Regions from separate parts of the Homo sapiens genome. Here region 1 is linked to region 2. Evidence: read pairs that join two places in POLR2A ChIA-PET (ENCODE). Cell type or tissue: GM12878. All regions are shown on one strand. Each heading gives the region's core, and the rest is flanking DNA. Links, peaks and the distances in the headings are about the cores only.

The links. Peaks named below come from ENCODE experiments on the same cell type or tissue, not always from the same donor. Only the 100,000 strongest peaks of a DNase experiment are listed, where the experiment ranks them.
Region 1: POLR2A ChIA-PET joins it to region 2 with 10 read pairs; 5 of 35 experiments call an interaction of 5 or more read pairs at or near these places.

What each region holds. Positions count from the first base shown.
Region 1 is chr6:27,735,609-27,740,988 of GRCh38, reverse strand. It overlaps the pseudogene GPR89P. Among named protein-coding and RNA genes, the nearest start is that of TRT-AGT4-1, 12 kb to the right of the region's middle. RefSeq lists enhancers at 2,283-2,622, 2,633-2,752, 2,216-3,415. In GM12878, for the core only: no CTCF peak of the experiment used is centred there; no DNase peak of the experiment used is centred there; H3K4me3 peaks cover 1,244 bases; H3K27ac peaks cover 811 bases.
Region 2 is chr6:27,551,461-27,556,840 of GRCh38, reverse strand. It overlaps TRS-AGA4-1 (tRNA-Ser (anticodon AGA) 4-1), which reads left to right and starts at 3,347; the gene lies at 3,347-3,428. In GM12878, for the core only: no CTCF peak of the experiment used is centred there; a DNase peak (open chromatin) is centred at 3,380; H3K4me3 peaks cover 1,505 bases; H3K27ac peaks cover 510 bases.

The DNA of each region.
Region 1 (5,380 bases), core at 95-5,094, 180 kb before region 2:
CCTTGTGATCTGCCCGCCTCGGCCTCCCAAAGTGCTGGGATTACAGGCGTGAGCCACCGCGCCCGGCCTCCTTATGCTCTTTTAAATATACAGACTGGGCCAGGGTGGAAGAGAATATGTATTTGTATTAGACTGTATTTGCACTTTTAAAAATCTCTGGAAAGATAGCAGGAAATTCATGACAATGGTAGCCTGTTTAAAATGCTAGGAACTGTACTTTGACATGATAGCACGTAAGAAAAATAAATTAATTAAATTAAAAAGCTGGGAACTGGGTGGATGAGAAAGAGGAAGGTGATATTAGCTGCATTTTTTTTTCTGTACTCAAGATGTTTGAACCAAGTGAATGTGTTACTTATCATAAAAATTAAGCCAGGCAGGGTGGCATGTACCTATAATTCTAGCTACTTGGGAGTCTGAGATAGGAGTGTAGCTTGAGCCTAGGAGTTCGAGACCAGCCTGGGTAACCTAGCGAGACCTTGTCTCAAAAAACTGTTTTCAATTAATAAAATTAAATAATTTAACACATACTGTAAGCATATAGTAAAGTGGCAATAATAGTATCTGGAATGGTGAATGAAGCCAAGTTATTTATTCAAAAAATAATCCAAGAAAAAATTGTAGACATCTAATAAGCAAGGCAGGAAACCACAGGTGTCCTCCCTAAGGGTGTCTGCAGTAGTGACAAGGAGCTACTATTCTCCAACTAGGAAGGAGACTCCACTTGAAAAGCGAGAGAACAATGATTCACAGAATTACTTTGACGTGAAAGAAAGGTAAGGCAAAAAGGGTAGGAGTCTCCCTAATGGCGTCCAAGACTGGCTTTGGACAGCCTATTAAGTGAGACCTGGGAATATTATTTTATTTTTTTATTTTCTTATTTTATTTTATTTTATTTTATTTTTTATTTTATTTTATTTTATTTTGAGACGGAGTCTGGCTCTTGTCCCCTAGGCTGGAGTGCAATGGCACAATCTCGGCTCACTGCAACCTCCACCTCCCGGGTTCAAGCGATTCTCCTGCCTCAGCCTCCCAAGTGCTGGGATTACAGCATGAGCCACCGCACCCAGCCTGTGTCTAATTTTTGTTCAACCCAATGATTCTCCTAAAATTCCCAGGTCTCAGGCCGGGTGCGGTGGCTCACGCCTGTAATCCCAGCACTTTGGAAGTCCGAGGCGGGTGGATCACGCAGTCAGGAGTTCAAGACCAGCCTGGCCAAGATGGTGAAACCCCATCTCTGCTACAAATACAAACATTAGCCGGGCGTGGTGGCAGGCGCCTGTAATCCCAGCTACTCCGGAGGCTGAGACAGGAGAATCGCTTGAGCCCGGGAGGCGGAGGCAGCAGTGAGCCGTGATCGCGCCACTGCACTCCAACCTGGGCAACAAAGAGGGAAACTCTGTCTCAAAAAAAAAAAAAAAAAAAAAAAAAAAAGGAGCTATGTCTATACAGTCCAGCTTCAGTGATCCGGTGCGCAGTGTCTCACGCCTGCAATCCCAGCACTTTAGTTGGTTGAAGCGGATGGATCACTTGAGCCAGGAGTTAGAAGCTAGCCCTGGCAACATAATTAAGACACCGTCTCTACAAAAAAAAATTTAAAAATTAGCCAGCCTTTAGTCGCTTATGCTGAGGAGGGAGGATCACTTTAGCCCAGGAGTTCAAGTGAGCTGATTACGCCCTGCCCTCCAGCCTGGACTACAAAGCAAGACCCTGCCTTCTCGCCGGTGGGTGTGGGGCGAGTCGCAATAGTGGTTCCCTCCGCATAGTGATTGGAAAGGAACTTAGGGTGCTCTTGAGCTGCATGCTGGTAGGCGGGGTTTATTCGGTTTGTGGAGAATCATCCAGATGAATATTTATATGTGAGAGGTTGATTTTTTTTTAAGGAATTGGCTTATGCAACTGTGAACCTGGCTAGTAATTGCTAAATCCATAGGGCAGGCTGTCAGAAAAGGCAAGCCATCGGAAAGGACAGGCTGGAAACAATATAGAAAATCAATGAAACCAAAAGTTGGTTCTTTGAAAAGTTCACCAAAATTGACAAACATTTAGCTAAATGAACCAAGAAAAAAGAAGAGCGGGCCGGGCGCGGTGGCTCATGCCTGTAACTGTAGCACTTTCGGAGGCCGAAGTGGGCAGATCACCTGAGGTCAGGAGTTCGAGACCAGCCTGGCCAACATGGCGAGAGCCCCGTCTCTACTAAAAATACAAAAGTTAGCCTAGCGTTGTGGCGGCGCCTGTAATCCCAGCTACTCAGGAGACTGAGGCAGGAGAATCGTCTGAACCCAGGAGGCGGAGGTTGCAGTGAGCCGAAATGGCACCACCGAAGTCTGGGCAATAGAGTGAGACTCTGTCTCAAAAAACAAACAAACAAATAAACAAGAGAGGAGACGCAGAAGACTAAAATCAGAAATGAAAGTGGAGGCGTCCGCTCCACCTACGCTGAGCCCGAGGCGGGAAGCTCTGGACACAGCCATTGACTGGCTGGCTGGGGCGCAGCTTGATGGCGTCAGGCTGACGAGCCGCAGTCCCTACGGCTGCACCTGGGCGAAGGCCGCCTGTGTGAGAGGCCGGTGGCCCCAGCGTGCCGCGGCCTTGGAAGTGGGAAATGGAGGCAGGAGCCCTCCCTACACTTCACCATAGGCTTCCTGATTGATTCCAGCATCGTGATTACCTCCCAGATACTATTTTTTTTTAATTTGGGTGGCTTTTCTTCATGTGCCAATTGTTTAAGAACTATGAGGTGCGTCAGTATGTTGTACAGGTGATCTTCTCTGTGACGTTTGCATTTTCTTGCACTATGTTTGAGCTCATCATCTTTGAAATCTTTGGAGTATTGAGTAGCAGCTGTCGTTATTTTTACTGGAAATTGAACCTAGGTGTAATTCTGCTGATTCTGGTTTTCATGGTGCGTTTTTAAACTGGCTATTTTATTGTGAGCAACATCCGACTACTTTTGTCTCCTCTGTCTTAGTGCATAAACAACGACTGCTTTTTTCCTGTCTCTTGTGGTTGACCTTTATCTGTTTTTTCTGGAAACTAGGAGATTCCTTTCCCATTCTCAGCCCAAAACATGGGATCTTATCCATAGAACAGCTCATCAGCTGGGTTGGTGTGATTGGAGTTACTCTCATGGCCCTCCTTTCTGGATTTGGTGCCGTCTACTGCACATACACTTTGATGTCTTATTTCCTCAGGAATGTGACTGACACAGATATTCTAGCCCTGGAACAGCGACTGCTCCAAACCATGGATATGATCATAACCACAAAGAAAAGGATGGCAATGGCACAGAGAACGATGTTCCAGAAAGGGGAGGTGCATAACAAACCATCAGGATTCTGGGGAATGATAGAAAGTATTACCACTTACTCAACAGGAAGTGGATGCTTTGGAAGAACTAAGCAGGCAGCTTTTTCTGAAAACAGCTGATCTGTACGCTACCAAGGAGAGAACAGAATACTCCAAAACCTTCAAAAGGAAATATTTCAATTTTCTGGGTTACTTTTTCTCTATTTACTGTGTTTGAAAAATTTTCATGGCACCATCAACATTGCTTTTGATCGAGTTGGGAAAATGGATCCTGTCACAAGAGGCGTTGAGATCACTGTGAATTATCTGGGAATCCAGTGTGATGTGAAATTTTGGTCCCAACACATTTCCTCCATTCTTGTTGGAATAATCATCGCCACATCCATCAGAGGATTGCTCATACCACGTTCTTTTATGCCATCTCTAGCAGTAAGTCCTCCAGTGTCAATGTCCTGCTATTAGCACAGATAATGGGCATGTACTTTGTCTCCTCTGCGCTTCTAATCTGAATGAGTATGCCTCTAGAATATGCACCATAATTACCGAAGTCCTTGGAGAACTGCAGTTCAATTTCTGTTACCATTGGTTTGATGTGATCTTCCTGGTCAGCAGTCTCTCTAGCATAGTGTTTCTCTATTTGGCTCACTAACAGGCACCAGAGAAGCATATGACACCTTGAACTTAGGGCTACTACAGACTGTTAGAGGCCAGTGGTCTCAAAATTTAGATATGAAAGGGGAAAAAAATGGAGGGGACCAGGGTCTAACATTTTATAAACAAACAAAATGCTGTGGTAGCATTTTTTACCTCTAGCATCCTCTTTCCTACTCAGGTGATACTGTGATCACGAGTAGCATCAGCTAGAACATGAGAGAGAGCAGTAACTCAAGGCAATACTCAGCAGAGAGCATCCTATGTGGACCTGAGGCTGGTGCAATGGCGGAGAGGAACCGAAAAACTAAGAGGGAAAAATACACCGGAACTCTGGGGCAAGAGATGTCTATGGTAGCTGGGCCAAACACATAGGATATCCATTTTCAGGTTCACATGGAGGTGGTCATAGCTTTCCCTTGAGATTGACTGTCATGAAAATCAGAGATTGTAATGAAAAGAATAAACAGGAAGAAAAGGAAAGAAGGAAAGAAAGGAAGGAAGGAAGGAAAAGAAGAAACATTACGAATTTACAGAAATCAAAAGGATTATAAAAGAATATTGTGAAGAATTGTATGCCAGCAAATTGGATAACCTAGATGAAGTGGATAAGCTCCTAGAAACAATCTATTAAAATTTAATTAAAAAGAAATAAAAAATGTGAATAGACCTATAACTAGTAAGGATACTGAAGCAGTACGATACAAAAATGTATCCACAAATTACTAGCAAACTAAAGTTAGCAATATGTTTTGGGTTTGTTTTTGTTTTTGTTTTTTGAGATGGAGTCTTGCTCTACCAACCAGGCTGGAGTGTAGTGGCGTGAGCTCAGCTTACTACAACCTCCACCTCCCAGATTCAAGCAATTCTCCTGCCTCGGCCTCCCGAGTAGCTGGGACTAAAGGCACACGCCGCCACACCCAGCTAATTTTTTGTATTTTAGTAGAGACGGGGTTTCACTGTGTTGCCCAGGCTGGTCGTGAACTCCTGAGCTCAGGCAATCCTCTGCTTTGGCCTCCCAAAGTGCTGGGATTACAGGCATGAGCCACCATGCCTGGTTAGCAATATGTTAAGAAGATTATACACTACGAAAAAGTAAGATTTATTCCTGGAATGTGAGGATAATTCAACATACAAATATCAGTCAATGTAATATATACCACATTAACAGAATGGAAAAAAATTACATAATCATCTCCATTGATACAGAAAAAGCATTTGACAAAATCCCACACCCTTTCGTGAAAAACAAACAAACAAAAAAACCTACCCAATGAACTAGAAATAGAAGAAAACTTCCTTAACATCATAAAGGCTACTTATGATTAACCTTCAACTAACATCATATTCAATAGTGAAAGGCTGGCCAGGCGCGGTGGCTCGCGCCTGTAATCCCAGCACTTTGGGAGGCGGAAGCAGG
Region 2 (5,380 bases), core at 307-5,306:
ACAGACCAAAAAACCCCAAAACAAAAGTGCATTTGAACAGGAAAGCCGGCAGAGTCTGTGAAGAGCTGACCAGAGGAGCCTAACTGAAAAAGGAGGATTCTGTGACTGTCTCTCCTTCAGAAAAAGTTCACGCTCTGCTCCTTAGTGAAGGAGGGATGGGTGTTCCAAAGAAGTCTCTTTCCAAGGGAGGGAGGACATAGGAGCCAAAAGAAAACGCACAGTCCCAGAGAACAGGTTTTCCAAGAAGCTAGTCTAGCTCTGTTTTTACTCCTTCTAGATAAGATCTGTTAAGCTATCTAATTACAGAATTCCCCACTGCTTTCAGACAGCATCTAATCAAGAACAATCTCTGCTTCTTTAAAACTTCCCCTAAAATCACCTAACACAAGATATGTAGATCCTGTAAGTATTAATACTTTATAATAATCTTACCGAGGTGCCCTACGCTTCCTTATGGTGTGTGTTCTTGCTTGCTGTAAGGAATAATAAACCTAATTTATTCAACTACAGGTGTATTTCTGAACATTTTTGGCTGGAGGATGTTGGCACACTTTATATTCTATATGACTTCAAAATATGGGGAGAGGAGGAAAAGAGACCAATGTGCTACTATTGCTGGTTTCGGGGAGGTGGGATTATGAGTGTTCTTTCTCCTCCCCTCCACACCCCCAAGTGTGAGTTAGCTATCATTACGCAAGATTTCTTTTTCTTTCTTTCTTTCTTTTTTTTTTTTTTAGAAGGAGTTTCGCTCTTGTTGCCCAGGCTGGAGTGCAGTGGCACGATCTCGGCTCACCGCAACCTCCGTCCGCCTCGCGGGTTTAAACGATTCTCCTCCCTCAGTCTCCCGAGTAGCTGGGATTACAGGCGTGCGCTACCACGCCCAGGTAATTTTTTTTGTATTTTTAGTAGAGATGGGGTTTCTCCTTGTTGGTCAGGCTGTTCTCGAACTCCCGTCCTCAGGTGATTCGCCCACCTCAGCCTCCCACAATGGTGGGATTACAGGCGTGAGCCACCGCGCCCAGCAAATTTTTCTAATTAATTAAGATTAAGACCGGGCGCGGTGGCTCACGCCTCTAATCCGAACAATTTGGGAGGCCCAGGCGGGCGGATCACCTGAAGTTGGGAGTTCGCGACCAGCCTGATCAACATAGAGAAACCCTGTCTCTACTAAAAATACAAAATTAGCGGGGCGTGGTGGCGCATGGCTGTAATCTCAGCTACTCCGGAGGCTGAGGCAGGAGAATCGCTTAAACCCGGGAGACGGAGGTTGCGGTGAGCCGAGATCATGCCATTGCACTCCAGCCTGGGCAACAAGAGCTAAATTCCGTCTCAAAAAAGAAAGAAAAGAAAAAGAGAGAGAAAGAAAGAGAGACATTTATTTCACATATTGACACAAGAAAGATGAACCCTCGAAATGTAGATCCAAGGACTTTGATGTCGTTGAATGTTTTCCTTAAGTAGTCCTTGGTTTGATCAACTGTCTTGTTCAGTAACTTTCACAATCATATGCTTTTTGAATTTGTTAGTTACTGAAATAATTCCTCTAATGAGCATGTTACCTCTAATGAGCATTTAGAGGTTTGTAGAATTCATGAAGCCTTCTTTGTCCTTCTCACCTGAGAATATTTAATAGAACTTTAAACATTATTTTGCATATATATTTTGATTAAAAATTCTTATAAACTTTTTATTCATAACAAAAGATTGCGACTTTCAAATAATTTTTCAGAAACCCTCATGACAGAGGCCTGCTCCAAAAATAGTCCTAAAGGGACAGGCAGAAAATAAATAAATATTTATTTATGTATTTATTTTTGAGAAGGAATTTTACTCTAGTTGCCCAGGCTGAAGTGGCTGGAGTGCAATGGCTCAGTCTCGGCTCACTGCAATCTCCGCCTCCCGAGTTCAAGTAATCCTCCTGTCTCAGCCTCCGGAGTAGCTGGGATTACAGGCATATGCCACCACGCCCAGCTAATTTTTGTATTTTTAGTAGAGACAGGGTTTCATCATATTGGTCAGGCTGGTCTGGAACTCCTAACCTCAGGTGATCTATCCGCCTCGGCCTCCCAAAGTGCTGGGATTACAGGTGTGAGCCACCGCGCCCAGCTGAAAATAAAGATTTAAAATACATTATACAATCTTTTAAAGCAAATGACTGCACGTTTTCCAAAGATGGCCAATAAAAAACACATTAGTAATGCTCTTGTTCGATATAAACATCTATATATAGAAAGTAAGTGTGATGCATTCTTACTTTCCATGACCACATTTATTCTGTTTATCAGTCATGACATAATTAACTTTCTCTAGGTACAGATAAAAGGAAATTATTTGATTTTGAAAAAGATTCAGTTTTCTGGAAAAAAACTTTCTCCGTGATATATGAATTAAATAGAATGCTATGTAAAAGGCACTTTGTTACTTCCGGTTAAATATAATATATTAAAACCAAACAATTAGCTTTCTCAAGATGCATCAAATTCATTTTGTCGATTAACATTTTTCTGACCATAAAGTGGGATCTGTACATCTATGCATCTTGGGATCTGGCATCCACATTTAGAGTTCTTTGTTTTTTGGTTTTTTGTTTTTGTTTTTTTCATTTCATTTCATTTCTATAGAGCATCTGGACATTCTGCTAAAGGAACTGGCGAGTTACAAACGTAAAAAGGAGAACTGGACATGTGCTTTATTGGTTAAATTGGTTTGATCAACCATTGCATTGTTCAGAAAATTAAACCAAGTGTTCAATTTTTTAGAAAGTAACTAGGGTCTGTTAGGATCTAGGATTTTCCAGGAAAAGAACTCACGGGCCGGCTTTACTTGCAAATTTCTTCTTAACCCGTCTGGAAAGTGAGAGCGCGTTGTCATTTGCAAAACAATTTCCCAAACACAATGAGATAAATATTTTAGGTTTACATTTAGGGGCTTAGGGACACCAAGTGAGAAGATCCAGAGGTTTTCTGTATCGTTTTTCTCTCCCTCAGCTTAGCTGAGGGAGCATTTCCTTTTCTGAAATCCATTAAGCAACAGTGTCATTCAGTGAGGAGAGGTTGGTCTCCTGGAAGTTCTAGCAGAAGGTCCCATCGTCTAGCAAAAGGTCCCAGGTTTAAAACTAGGATTAAGGCCGGGCTCCACCTCCGTGGTGAGTAAATTTGTTTTCAGTTTCGAGGACTCCAGCAACCAGCACAGAGCCAAACTTGCCCCCAGGGGAGCTGGTTTCTGAATTGACCCGGTTTGTTCAAAATAAAGATGCTCCTGTGGTGGATACACTTATCTTAGTGCTTCCGAAGTTCTGTCATGTCTGTAGTTGTGCTGTCATGTCTGTAGTCATGCTGTCATGTCTGTAGTCGTGGCCGAGTGGTTAAGGTGATGGACTAGAAACCCATTGGGGTCTCCCCGCGCAGGTTCGAATCCTGCCGACTACGTTTGAAATTTTACCCTAAAATGGGGTCAGGTTAATATAATACGGAAAATACAGGAGAACTTGTATCATCTTTCACCCCTCTGGTTAATGTAAAGCGGAACGAACAGGAGCACTTATATCATCGTTAGCCCCTCTCTAATTCTGCCCTGGCGGTGTATGTGTTTGCTGTCAAAATGTCGCTGAGCTGCCCGAAGTAAATAAGCTAGTAACCACAGTAATCCTCCTTCACTGGCAACGTGCAGTGCTCCAGGGTCTCACCGGGTTTTCTCTCCTCCAAACCCTGCTCAAAATAAACTCTTTCAAGAGCTCGGTGAAAGTGTTTCTCACAGAAACCATGGAGAAGGTACAGTCTATGCCACAAATGGGAGCTATCTGTATTTTTAAAAAGTATTAAGTAAAATTGACTTTTAAAAAGCACTTACATGTATATACACATACCCATTACCATATCAGGATACACACCAGTTCTATCAGTCCATAAGCCTCCCTAGCACTGTTCCTTTATAGTCTCATCCTAATCCCACACATAGCAGCTGACAATCATAAATACTCTTTCCATTTGTATATTTTGGCCTTTTGGAAAATGTAGAAATGGAATCATACAGTATGTAACTTTTTGAGATCAGCTTCTTTTGCTTAGCATAATGCCTTAAGATTTACCCAAGTTGGCTGGGAGCGGTGGCTCACGCCTGTAATCCCAGCACCTTGGGAGGCCGAGGAGGACGGATCACGAGGTCAGGAGATCGAGACCATCCTGGCTAACACGATGAAACCCTGTCTCTACTAAAAATACAAAAAATTAGCCGGGCGTGGTGGCGGGCGCCTGTAGTCCCAGCTACTCGGAAGGCTGAGCCAGGAAAATGGCGCGAACCCGGGAGGCGGAGCTTGCAGTGAGCCTAAATCGCGCTGCTGCACTCCAACCTGGGCTACAGAGCAAGACACCGTCTCAAAAAAAAGAAATAAATGAAGATTTTCCCAAGTTGTTACAAATATCAAAATTTCATTCCTTTTTGCTCTTGAATAGAATTCCATTGCACGGATGTACCACAGTTTATCCACTCATTGAAGGACATTTGTGTTGTGTGACATTTGTTTCCAGTTTGGGGCAATTGTGAAAAAAAAAGTTGCATTTCATAATGGCTAATGATGTCAAACATTTTTTGTGTGCTTATTTGCCATCCTTATACTCTGTTTGGTAAAGTGTTTATGCCTTTACCCAATTTTTATTGGGTTGTTTTCTTATTGCTGAGTTTTAAGGATTCTTTATATATTCTAGATAAAATTTCTCTATCAGATACATGACTTACAAATATTTTCTGCCAGTCTTTATTTTTTTCAATGTCTTAACAGTTTCTTTTGCAGAGCAAATGTGTTAAAAGTTGATTAAGTCCAATGTATTTTTTTTTCTTTTTTGGAAAGTGCCATATCTAAGAACTCATCACCCAACTCAAGGTCATGTGGATATTCTGTTATGTTTTCTTTTAACAGTTTTATAGTTTTATGTTTACATTTGCATATATGATCAATTTTTTAGTTAATTTTTGTATAAATTGTTAGATTTATGTTAGGATATCTTTTCTTTCTTCCTTCCACTTTTCCTTCACTTCTTTCTTCCACGCCTTCCTTACTTTTTTTCCTTCCTTTCTTTCTCTCCTTTTCTCTCCTTTCTTTCTTTCCTTTGCATATGGATAGCCCATTGTCCCAATATTATTTGTTGAACAATTTTAATTTCTTCATTTATTTTATTTGCACCTTTGTCAAAAATCAATTCGCCATATTTGTGTAAATTTATTTCTGGAATCTCTGTTCTGATCAATTGATCTACATGTTTATATTTCTGCCAATACTTTACTATCTTGATTACTGAAGTTGGTATTAAATCTGAAAATCAGGTAATGTGATTATTCACTGCATTTTTTCAAAATTGATTTAGCTATTCTAATTCTTTCATCT